Regions from separate parts of the Homo sapiens genome. Here region 2 is linked to region 1. Evidence: read pairs that join two places in POLR2A ChIA-PET (ENCODE). Cell type or tissue: Panc1. All regions are shown on one strand. Region 1 overlaps LOC105371912 (a long non-coding RNA gene). Region 2 overlaps BIRC5 (baculoviral IAP repeat containing 5).

Region 1 (5,000 bases):
GAGCATCCTCAGACACCATCCCAGGGAGATCTTTTGCTTGGGAGGGAGAGATGTGGGTTGGATTGTGGGTGAAATGTGGGCGACCTGCATTCTCATGGTGCAGCACATATTTTGTCTCCTTGCAATCATTGATGTGGGCCAGACTGCAAAGTGTGGCCCCTAGGAGTTCAGCATATGGTCCTAAGGTTACAGGGTGAACCCAAGGCGACCAGGGCCACGTATGCAAGTACCCACAGCTTCTTCCACCAAGCCGCCACCACCCGTGGATGTGGTCACTCACTCTGGTGGGGCAAGGGGGCAAGAGGGCAGCTGGACCTCTAGTCCTCATATGGGTTTGCTGGTTGTATGTAAAAAGCCCCTTAGGGGCTGGTGTCCGCAATGTGATACTGAATGTGATGGTTTAACAGCTTTCATGACACACCCATTTTGGAAGCAGCCATCCTGTGCTGGGCACTGCGGATTCAACACAGACCAAATGGACCCATGGCAGGAAGGTCGTTAGAGTTAGGATGGGCAGAGAAGTAGCACATGGGGACAAGGGCTGAACCCAGGTCAGCACAGGGTGTTGGGAAGACCACCCTAGAAAGGAAGTGGGGGCCGGGCGCGGTGGCTCATGCCTGTAATCCCAGCACTTTGGGAGGCCGAGGCAGGCCGATCACTTGAGGTCAGGAGTTCGAAACCACCCTACCCTGGTCAACATGGTGAAACCCCATCTCTACTAAAAATACAAAAACTAGCCAGGTATGGTGGCGCGTGCCTGTAGTCCCAGCTACCCGGGAAGCTGAGGCAGGAGAATCGCCTGAACCGGGGAGGTAGAGGTTGCAGTGAGCTGAGATAGTGCCACTGCACTCCAGCCTGGGCAACAGAGCGAGGCCCTGTCTAAAAAAAAAATAATAAATAAAATAAAATAAAATAAATCAAGAAAAAGAAGGAAGTGGGGCCCAGGGCGGACAGGCTCAGGGCAAGGCACCTGCCCGGAGGGCACTGGGGTAGGGCACCGGATGGCCTTAGCCTCTGGACATTCTCAGCGACCTGGCACTAGGGAATGTTCCTGGCCTAAGGAAGGACCTGGGTCTGGCCAAAAAGGCGAGAGAGCTAGGCGCGGCCTGGGAGGAAGGTGCGGCGCTGGGGAGGGAGGGGAGCCCTGCCCTGGTGTGCCCTCGGTCCCGCGCCGCACACCCTGCCGGGAAGCCCGGGGCCGCAGCTGCTCGGGCGGCCCGGCCCAGAATAGCCTCCCTTCCGGGCAGGGCTGCCCCGGCCCGCAGCGCCAGCGCCCGAAATAGGGCTCGGCCGGGTGGCGGGCGCCAGGGGCCGCCCCAGCTGCAGGACTCGCCGGGGAGCCGGGGCCCGCGCGTGGACCGGGAGGGGCTGCGGGGTGCGGGCCCGGCCCTGGGACGCGAGGACCCGGGTGGGCGGGTCCGCGGGCGGGGTGGGGGCGGGGCGCGGGGCCGGGACCGGGATCCCGGGCGCGGGGCCAGCCCGAGGCGGGTGGAGCCGGGCGCTGACCTCACAGCCCGCGAGGAAGCCCGTCGGGGCCGGCGGGGCTGATGGAAGGCCTGAGGAATTCGCAGCCGGCGGCGCGGCCGGGCGCGTTCCCTTCCCCTCTCTCCGTTGCCCGGCGAGGGAGCCACAGCGCAGCGGTTGCCATGGCCACGGGCCGGGCGTGGGGCTGGGGGACCAGGGGCCGCTGAGCCTCGATCACCTTGTCCTGCTCGAGCCAGGTTGGCATGGACTGGAAGAACCCCGCGGCGGCGGGCGGGAGGTGCTGGGGCCAGGGGAGGCCCCGAGGGACCCCGCCGCCCGGTCTGCGCCCTGATCCCGCAGGGTCCTGTGGAAATGCGGTGTCTGCCTCCCCGCCTCCTGCGCTCACACATGCAGGCCTGGGGCCTGCGGGTCCCGGGGCTCTGAGCCTGCACAGCCCACGGGCCGCAGCCGCAGGCCCCGCACTGGTAGCTTAGGTGGACACGGAGGCTGAGGGGGAGTTTCCAAGGGGCCTGGCCTCACGCTCTGCCCGTCACAGCCGCCACCCCTCACCGGCCCTCCACCCACCCCTAACTCCTTAACCTCTCCCGGCCTCGGTTTCCTCACCTATTAACTAGAGATTAGTCATAGCTACCATCCAGGCTTGTTATATTAAAATAGAATAATTATGTAATGTGCCGTGTGCACTCCAAACGCGGTCCTCTTTCCCTGTCCCACACCTCCTTCCTCCTGCATCAGGCCTGGGGAGGGGGGCGTGCCGATGTCACCCCCAACCCCCAGGCCTAGAGTCCTGGACACATGGACGCCCCTGCCAGAGCTCCCCTCCCCGCGCTTGGGGTTACTTTGAACCCCGCCTCCTACAAGAGGATGGTCCAGCCTATTGTCGGAACCTGCAGGAATCCCAGGCTGCGACCCAAGAATATTAGCGGAGGCCCAGCCTGGCTGGGGTGAGTCAGCCTCTCCTCCCAAATTCAGTTGCGGCTTCAGCTGCCCTGTGCAGCTGGGGCTGCTAAGTTGCCAGCAAGAGGCAGCCTCTGAAAATCTCTGGAAAGACCAGCATGTCCTTGGGGTGGGATTCAGAGCACAGTGGGGTGGGGGAGGGTTGAGAAGGGGTCTTGATCCCCCTTCTCTTCCTCTAGGGGAGCCGAGGCTTGGGACCAGGGAAGCAGCGGTACCCCATGTGGGGAAGGGCGGGCCTGACTTACTGTAACTTCCTGGCCCAAAGCCTGATTGTCCTGTGGTTGGGCTGCCCGGCCAGAGAGGCCCCTGGTGTAGGGAGGACTCAGAGAGAACTTGCCTCCCGTTGCCAGGGCCCAGTGTGTGTGTACTGGGGGGCGGAGGGGCTGTGCTGTCACTGATTTCCTGAGACAGCTAGTAGACCAGATGAGGCTGCCTGGAAGGTGGCTCCTCTTCCCTAAGCAGGTTGGGCCACTACCTAAATGCCAGGTTATTTACAAGAAAAAAAAAAGGCTGTCCAGGGGCTCAGCCCCTTTTGGAGGGCATCAGAGCCGCCAGTGTTGACTGAGCACTCACCATGTACTACGCCATATGGGCGTTTGCTCACTGAACTGTCACAACCACCCAAGAAAACGGGAACTGTTGTTATCCCCATTGTACAGATGGGGAGCGGATTTAGAGTCCTGGGATGCAAACTGGGTTTCCCCGCTGGCTCCCGATCCCCACTCCATCTGGCCTATGAGCGTGGGAACCAGTGTGGCCCGGAAGAGTGGTGGATGGCCCAGCTGACTGCCCAGGTGCCCCCACCCCCCAGCCACATGGGCATGCGGCTTGCTCGGTACTCAGCTGACTTCCTGTCCCTGGAAGAGCAGCTGCCGGTATGCTGGGGCAGGGCGGTCCCCTTCCTGTGGTTCAGGTAAGGGCATAACCCCATGCCTTCTTGGCATCCTCCCTCTCTCCTTTCTCAGGCTCTGCAAGTCCGACCTGGGTGCCCCAGAGAGCTGCTCCGGGAAAGACGTTTACCTGCTGCCCAGAGCTGGGACTGCAGACCCTGATTGGCGAGGGCTTGGAGAGTAGCTGAGAACCTTCCCTTCAGCTACTGAAGACCAGACAGGGCTTTCTGTATCACGCTGCCTGACGATGATGAGGGTGCAGTGACTAAGAGTGCAGATGAAAGGCCCAGCTCTCCAACCAGGTGGATGGATTTGCAAGGAGCTTCTATCTGGGCGTGGTGGCTCATGCCTGTAATCCCAGCACTTTGGGAGGCTGAGGCGAGCGAACCACCTGAGGGTGGGAGTTCAAGACCAGCCTGACCAACATGGAGAAACCCCATCTCTACTAAAAATACAAAATTAGCCGGGCATGGTGGCAGGCACCTGTAATCCCAGCTACTCGGGAGGCTGAGGCAGGAGAATCGCTTGAACCCGGGAGGCGGAGGTTGCAGTGAGCCAAGATCGTGCCATTGCACTCCAGCCTGGGCGACAGAGTGAGACTCCATTTCAAAAAAAAAAAAAAAAAAGAAAGGAGCTTCTGAGAGATGGGGTCTCCACCTCCCCATCAGATACTCCAGGGCTTTGGAAAGAGCTGGCTGGCTCTTGGGCATCACCTCAACTTTCCCCTAGGTGACGCTGCCAAGGAACTGTGGCACTGTCCCTACTTCCCACATCCAGCTCCACGGTTCCACCTCCCACCCCCCTTGCCTGTGGAAGCTCAAAATAAGCTTTCTAGAGCATGATGTTTCTTGTGTGAGGGGTCATCTGAGGTTGTAAAGACTGAAGCTCTTCACCAGAGAAACGCAGGAAGCATCCCGCAGCTAAGTGAGGCAATGTCTGGGGCACGCCAGGCCACGCCAGGTAGCTCAGAGGGGAGGAACGCCCCTGGCTACACAGCCTGCGTCTGAGCCCTGCTGGTGGCCAGGCCATCTGCTGGGCTCCATCCCTGGGCGTCTTTCCAGCCTGTCTTCAGTGCTCAGGGCGTCTTTAGCAGAGCATAAAGTGGCATTTCACTTGTCCCTCTACCCAACAGCAAGGAAGTGGACCTCTCTTAGGCTTTTCTTGGAAGACGAAAGGAAAGAAAGAACGTTCTCAATGTGAGATCCTACAGGACCACTGTACTGGGTCGAATGGCGTCCCCCCCCACCAAATTCATGTCTGCATGGAACCTACAAATGTGACTTTGTTTGGAAAGAGGGTCTTTGCAGATGTAATTAAGATGTACTCCACAGGCCTGGGGAGATCAAGGCTAACAGCATGTTGTATGAGGATGGCCCCAGTCCAATGACTGATGCCCTTATATGAGGGAAATCTGGACACAGACACACAGAGAAGGCCACGCGGTGGTGGAGGCAGAGATGGGAGAGATGTGTCTACAAGCCAAGGAGCGAGCAGGACCGCCGGCCACCACCAGGAGCTGGCAGGGGCAAGGAAGTCATTCTTCCCTGGGGGCTTCAGAGGGAGCACGGTCCCAGTACACCTTGAGTGTTGGCCTTCTGGCCTCCAGAGCTGTGAGAGAATCCATTTTGGTTGTTTGAAGCTGCTGAGTTTGTGGCGTTTTGTTACGGC
Region 2 (5,000 bases), 120 kb before region 1:
TTACATAACAATTCCAGTGAAATGAAATTACTTCAAACAGTTCCTTGAGAATGTTGGAGGGATTTGACATGTAATTCCTTTGGACATATACCATGTAACACTTTTCCAACTAATTGCTAAGGAAGTCCAGATAAAATAGATACATTAGCCACACAGATGTGGGGGGAGATGTCCACAGGGAGAGAGAAGGTGCTAAGAGGTGCCATATGGGAATGTGGCTTGGGCAAAGCACTGATGCCATCAACTTCAGACTTGACGTCTTACTCCTGAGGCAGAGCAGGGTGTGCCTGTGGAGGGCGTGGGGAGGTGGCCCGTGGGGAGTGGACTGCCGCTTTAATCCCTTCAGCTGCCTTTCCGCTGTTGTTTTGATTTTTCTAGAGAGGAACATAAAAAGCATTCGTCCGGTTGCGCTTTCCTTTCTGTCAAGAAGCAGTTTGAAGAATTAACCCTTGGTGAATTTTTGAAACTGGACAGAGAAAGAGCCAAGAACAAAATTGTATGTATTGGGAATAAGAACTGCTCAAACCCTGTTCAATGTCTTTAGCACTAAACTACCTAGTCCCTCAAAGGGACTCTGTGTTTTCCTCAGGAAGCATTTTTTTTTTTTTTCTGAGATAGAGTTTCACTCTTGTTGCCCAGGCTGGAGTGCAATGGTGCAATCTTGGCTCACTGCAACCTCTGCCTCTCGGGTTCAAGTGATTCTCCTGCCTCAGCCTCCCAAGTAACTGGGATTACAGGGAAGTGCCACCACACCCAGCTAATTTTTGTATTTTTAGTAGAGATGGGGTTTCACCACATTGCCCAGGCTGGTCTTGAACTCCTGACCTCGTGATTCGCCCACCTTGGCCTCCCAAAGTGCTGGGATTACAGGCGTGAACCACCACGCCTGGCTTTTTTTTTTTTGTTCTGAGACACAGTTTCACTCTGTTACCCAGGCTGGAGTGGGGTGGCCTGATCTCGGATCACTGCAACCTCCGCCTCCTGGGCTCAAGTGATTTGCCTGCTTCAGCCTCCCAAGTAGCCGAGATTACAGGCATGTGCCACCACACCCAGGTAATTTTTGTATTTTTGGTAGAGACGAGGTTTCACCATGTTGGCCAGGCTGGTCTTGAACTCCTGACCTCAGGTGATCCACCCGCCTCAGCCTCCCAAAGTGCTGAGATTATAGGTGTGAGCCACCACACCTGGCCTCAGGAAGTATTTTTATTTTTAAATTTATTTATTTATTTGAGATGGAGTCTTGCTCTGTCGCCCAGGCTAGAGTGCAGCGACGGGATCTCGGCTCACTGCAAGCTCCGCCCCCCAGGTTCAAGCCATTCTCCTGCCTCAGCCTCCCGAGTAGCTGGGACTACAGGCGCCCGCCACCACACCCGGCTAATTTTTTTGTATTTTTAGTAGAGACGGGTTTTCACCGTGTTAGCCAGGAGGGTCTCGATCTCCTGACCTCGTGATCTGCCTGCCTCGGCCTCCCAAAGTGCTGGGATTACAGGTGTGAGCCACCACACCCGGCTATTTTTATTTTTTTGAGACAGGGACTCACTCTGTCACCTGGGCTGCAGTGCAGTGGTACACCATAGCTCACTGCAGCCTCGAACTCCTGAGCTCAAGTGATCCTCCCACCTCATCCTCCCAAGTAATTGGGACTACAGGCGCACCCCACCATGCCCACCTTATTTATTTATTTATTTATTTATTTATTTATTTTCATAGAGATGAGGGTTCCCTGTGTTGTCCAGGCTGGTCTTGAACTCCTGAGCTCAAGGGATCCTTTTGCCTGGGCCTCCCAAAGTGCTGAGATTACAGGCATGAGCCACCGTGCCCAGCTAGGAATCATTTTTAAAGCCCCTAGGATGTCTGTGTGATTTTAAAGCTCCTGGAGTGTGGCCGGTATAAGTATATACCGGTATAAGTAAATCCCACATTTTGTGTCAGTATTTACTAGAAACTTAGTCATTTATCTGAAGTTGAAATGTAACTGGGCTTTATTTATTTATTTATTTATTTATTTATTTTTAATTTTTTTTTTTGAGACGAGTCTCACTTTGTCACCCAGGCTGGAGTGCAGTGGCACGATCTCGGCTCACTGCAACCTCTGCCTCCCGGGGTCAAGCGATTCTCCTGCCTTAGCCTCCCGAGTAGCTGGGACTACAGGCACGCACCACCATGCCTGGCTAATTTTTGTATTTTTAGTAGACGGGGTTTCACCATGCTGGCCAAGCTGGTCTCAAACTCCTGACCTTGTGATCTGCCCGCTTTAGCCTCCCAGAGTGCTGGGATTACAGGCATGAGCCACCATGCGTGGTCTTTTTAAAATTTTTTGATTTTTTTTTTTTTTGAGACAGAGCCTTGCTCTGTCGCCCAGGCTGGAGTGCAGTGGCACGATCTCAGCTCACTACAAGCTCCGCCTCCCGGGTTCACGCCATTCTTCTGCCTCAGCCTCCTGAGTAGCTGGGACTACAGGTGCCCACCACCACGCCTGGCTAATTTTTTTTGGTATTTTTATTAGAGACAAGGTTTCATCATGTTGGCCAGGCTGGTCTCAAACTCCTGACCTCAAGTGATCTGCCTGCCTCGGCCTCCCAAAGCGCTGAGATTACAGGTGTGATCTACTGCACCAGGCCTGGGCGTCATATATTCTTATTTGCTAAGTCTGGCAGCCCCACACAGAATAAGTACTGGGGGATTCCATATCCTTGTAGCAAAGCCCTGGGTGGAGAGTCAGGAGATGTTGTAGTTCTGTCTCTGCCACTTGCAGACTTTGAGTTTAAGCCAGTCGTGCTCATGCTTTCCTTGCTAAATAGAGGTTAGACCCCCTATCCCATGGTTTCTCAGGTTGCTTTTCAGCTTGAAAATTGTATTCCTTTGTAGAGATCAGCGTAAAATAATTCTGTCCTTATATGTGGCTTTATTTTAATTTGAGACAGAGTGTCACTCAGTCGCCCAGGCTGGAGTGTGGTGGTGCGATCTTGGCTCACTGCGACCTCCACCTCCCAGGTTCAAGCGATTCTCGTGCCTCAGGCTCCCAAGTAGCTGAGATTATAGGTGTGTGCCACCAGGCCCAGCTAACTTTTGTATTTTTAGTAGAGACAGGGTTTTGCCATGTTGGCTAAGCTGGTCTCGAACTCCTGGCCTCAAGTGATCTGCCCGCCTTGGCATCCCAAAGTGCTGGGATTACAGGTGTGAACCACCACACCTGGCCTCAATATAGTGGCTTTTAAGTGCTAAGGACTGAGATTGTGTTTTGTCAGGAAGAGGCCAGTTGTGGGTGAAGCATGCTGTGAGAGAGCTTGTCACCTGGTTGAGGTTGTGGGAGCTGCAGCGTGGGAACTGGAAAGTGGGCTGGGGATCATCTTTTTCCAGGTCAGGGGTCAGCCAGCTTTTCTGCAGCGTGCCATAGACCATCTCTTAGCCCTCGTGGGTCAGAGTCTCTGTTGCATATTGTCTTTTGTTGTTTTTCACAACCTTTTAGAAACATAAAAAGCATTCTTAGCCCGTGGGCTGGACAAAAAAAGGCCATGACGGGCTGTATGGATTTGGCCCAGCAGGCCCTTGCTTGCCAAGCCCTGTTTTAGACAAGGAGCAGCTTGTGTGCCTGGAACCATCATGGGCACAGGGGAGGAGCAGAGTGGATGTGGAGGTGTGAGCTGGAAACCAGGTCCCAGAGCGCTGAGAAAGACAGAGGGTTTTTGCCCTTGCAAATAGAGCAACTGAAATCTGACACCATCCAGTTCCAGAAAGCCCTGAAGTGCTGGTGGACGCTGCGGGGTGCTCCGCTCTAGGGTTACAGGGATGAAGATGCAGTCTGGTAGGGGGAGTCCACTCACCTGTTGGAAGATGTGATTAAGAAAAGTAGACTTTCAGGGCCGGGCATGGTGGCTCACGCCTGTAATCCCAGCACTTTGGGAGGCCGAGGCGGGTGGATCACGAGGTCAGGAGATCGAGACCATCCTGGCTAACATGGTGAAACCCCGTCTTTACTAAAAATACAAAAAATTAGCTGGGCGTGGTGGCGGGCGCCTGTAGTCCCAGCTACTCGGGAGGCTGAGGCAGGAGAATGGCGTGAACCTGGGAGGTGGAGCTTGCAGTGAGCCGAGATCGCGCCACTGCACTCCAGCCTGGGCGACAGAGCGAGACTCCGTCTCAAAAAAAAAAAAAAAAAGTAGGCTTTCATGATGTGTGAGCTGAAGGCGCAGTAGGCAGAAGTAGAGGCCTCAGTCCCTGCAGGAGACCTCTCGGTCTCTATCTCCTGATAGTCAGACCCAGCCACACTGGAAAGAGGGGAGACATTACAGCCTGCAAGAAAAGTAGGGAGATTTAAAAACTGCTTGGCTTTTATTTTGAACTGTTTTTTTTGTTTGTTTGTTTTCCCCAATTCAGAATACAGAATACTTTTATGGATTTGTTTTTATTACTTTAATTTTGAAACAATATAATCTTTTTTTTGTTGTTTTTTTGAGACGGGGTCTTACTCTGTCACCCAGGCTGAGTGCAGTGGTGTGATCTTGGCTCACCTCAGCCTCGACCCCCTGGGCTCAAATGATTCTCCCACCTCAGCTTCCCAAGTAGCTGGGACCACAGGTGCGTGTGTTGCGCTATACAAATCCTGAAGACAAGGATGCTGTTGCTGGTGATGCTGGGGATTCCCAAGATCCCAGATTTGATGGCAGGATGCCCCTGTCTGCTGCCTTGCCAGGGTGCCAGGAGGGCGCTGCTGTGGAAGCTGAGGCCCGGCCATCCAGGGCGATGCATTGGGCGCTGATTCTTGTTCCTGCTGCTGCCTCGGTGCTTAGCTTTTGAAACAATGAAATAAATTAGAACCAGTGTGAAAATCGATCAGGAAATAAATTTAATGTGGAAATAAACTGAACAACTTAGTTCTTCATAAGAGTTTACTTGGTAAATACTTGTGATGAGGACAAAACGAAGCACTAGAAGGAGAGGCGAGTTGTAGACCTGGGTGGCAGGAGTGTTTTGTTTGTTTTCTTTGGCAGGGTCTTGCT

What was found. ChIA-PET counts read pairs that join two places held together with the same protein. Peaks named below come from ENCODE experiments on the same cell type or tissue, not always from the same donor. Only the 100,000 strongest peaks of a DNase experiment are listed, where the experiment ranks them.
Region 2: POLR2A ChIA-PET joins it to region 1 with 20 read pairs; 5 of 35 experiments call an interaction of 5 or more read pairs at or near these places.

The regions. Positions count from the first base shown.
Region 1 is chr17:78,340,558-78,345,557 of GRCh38, forward strand. LOC105371912 (a long non-coding RNA gene) reads left to right here. Exons shown (of 2, transcript NR_188632.1): 2 at 3,408-5,000. Among named protein-coding and RNA genes, the nearest start is that of SOCS3, 17 kb to the right of the region's middle. RefSeq lists silencers at 1,099-1,358, 1,569-1,678 and enhancers at 1,725-2,230, 4,257-4,761. In Panc1, no CTCF peak of the experiment used is centred here; no DNase peak of the experiment used is centred here; H3K4me3 peaks cover 1,722 bases; H3K27ac peaks cover 4,365 bases.
Region 2 is chr17:78,216,286-78,221,285 of GRCh38, forward strand. It overlaps BIRC5 (baculoviral IAP repeat containing 5), which reads left to right. Exons shown (of 4, transcript NM_001168.3): 3 at 379-496. Among named protein-coding and RNA genes, the nearest start is that of BIRC5, 4.5 kb to the left of the region's middle. In Panc1, no CTCF peak of the experiment used is centred here; no DNase peak of the experiment used is centred here.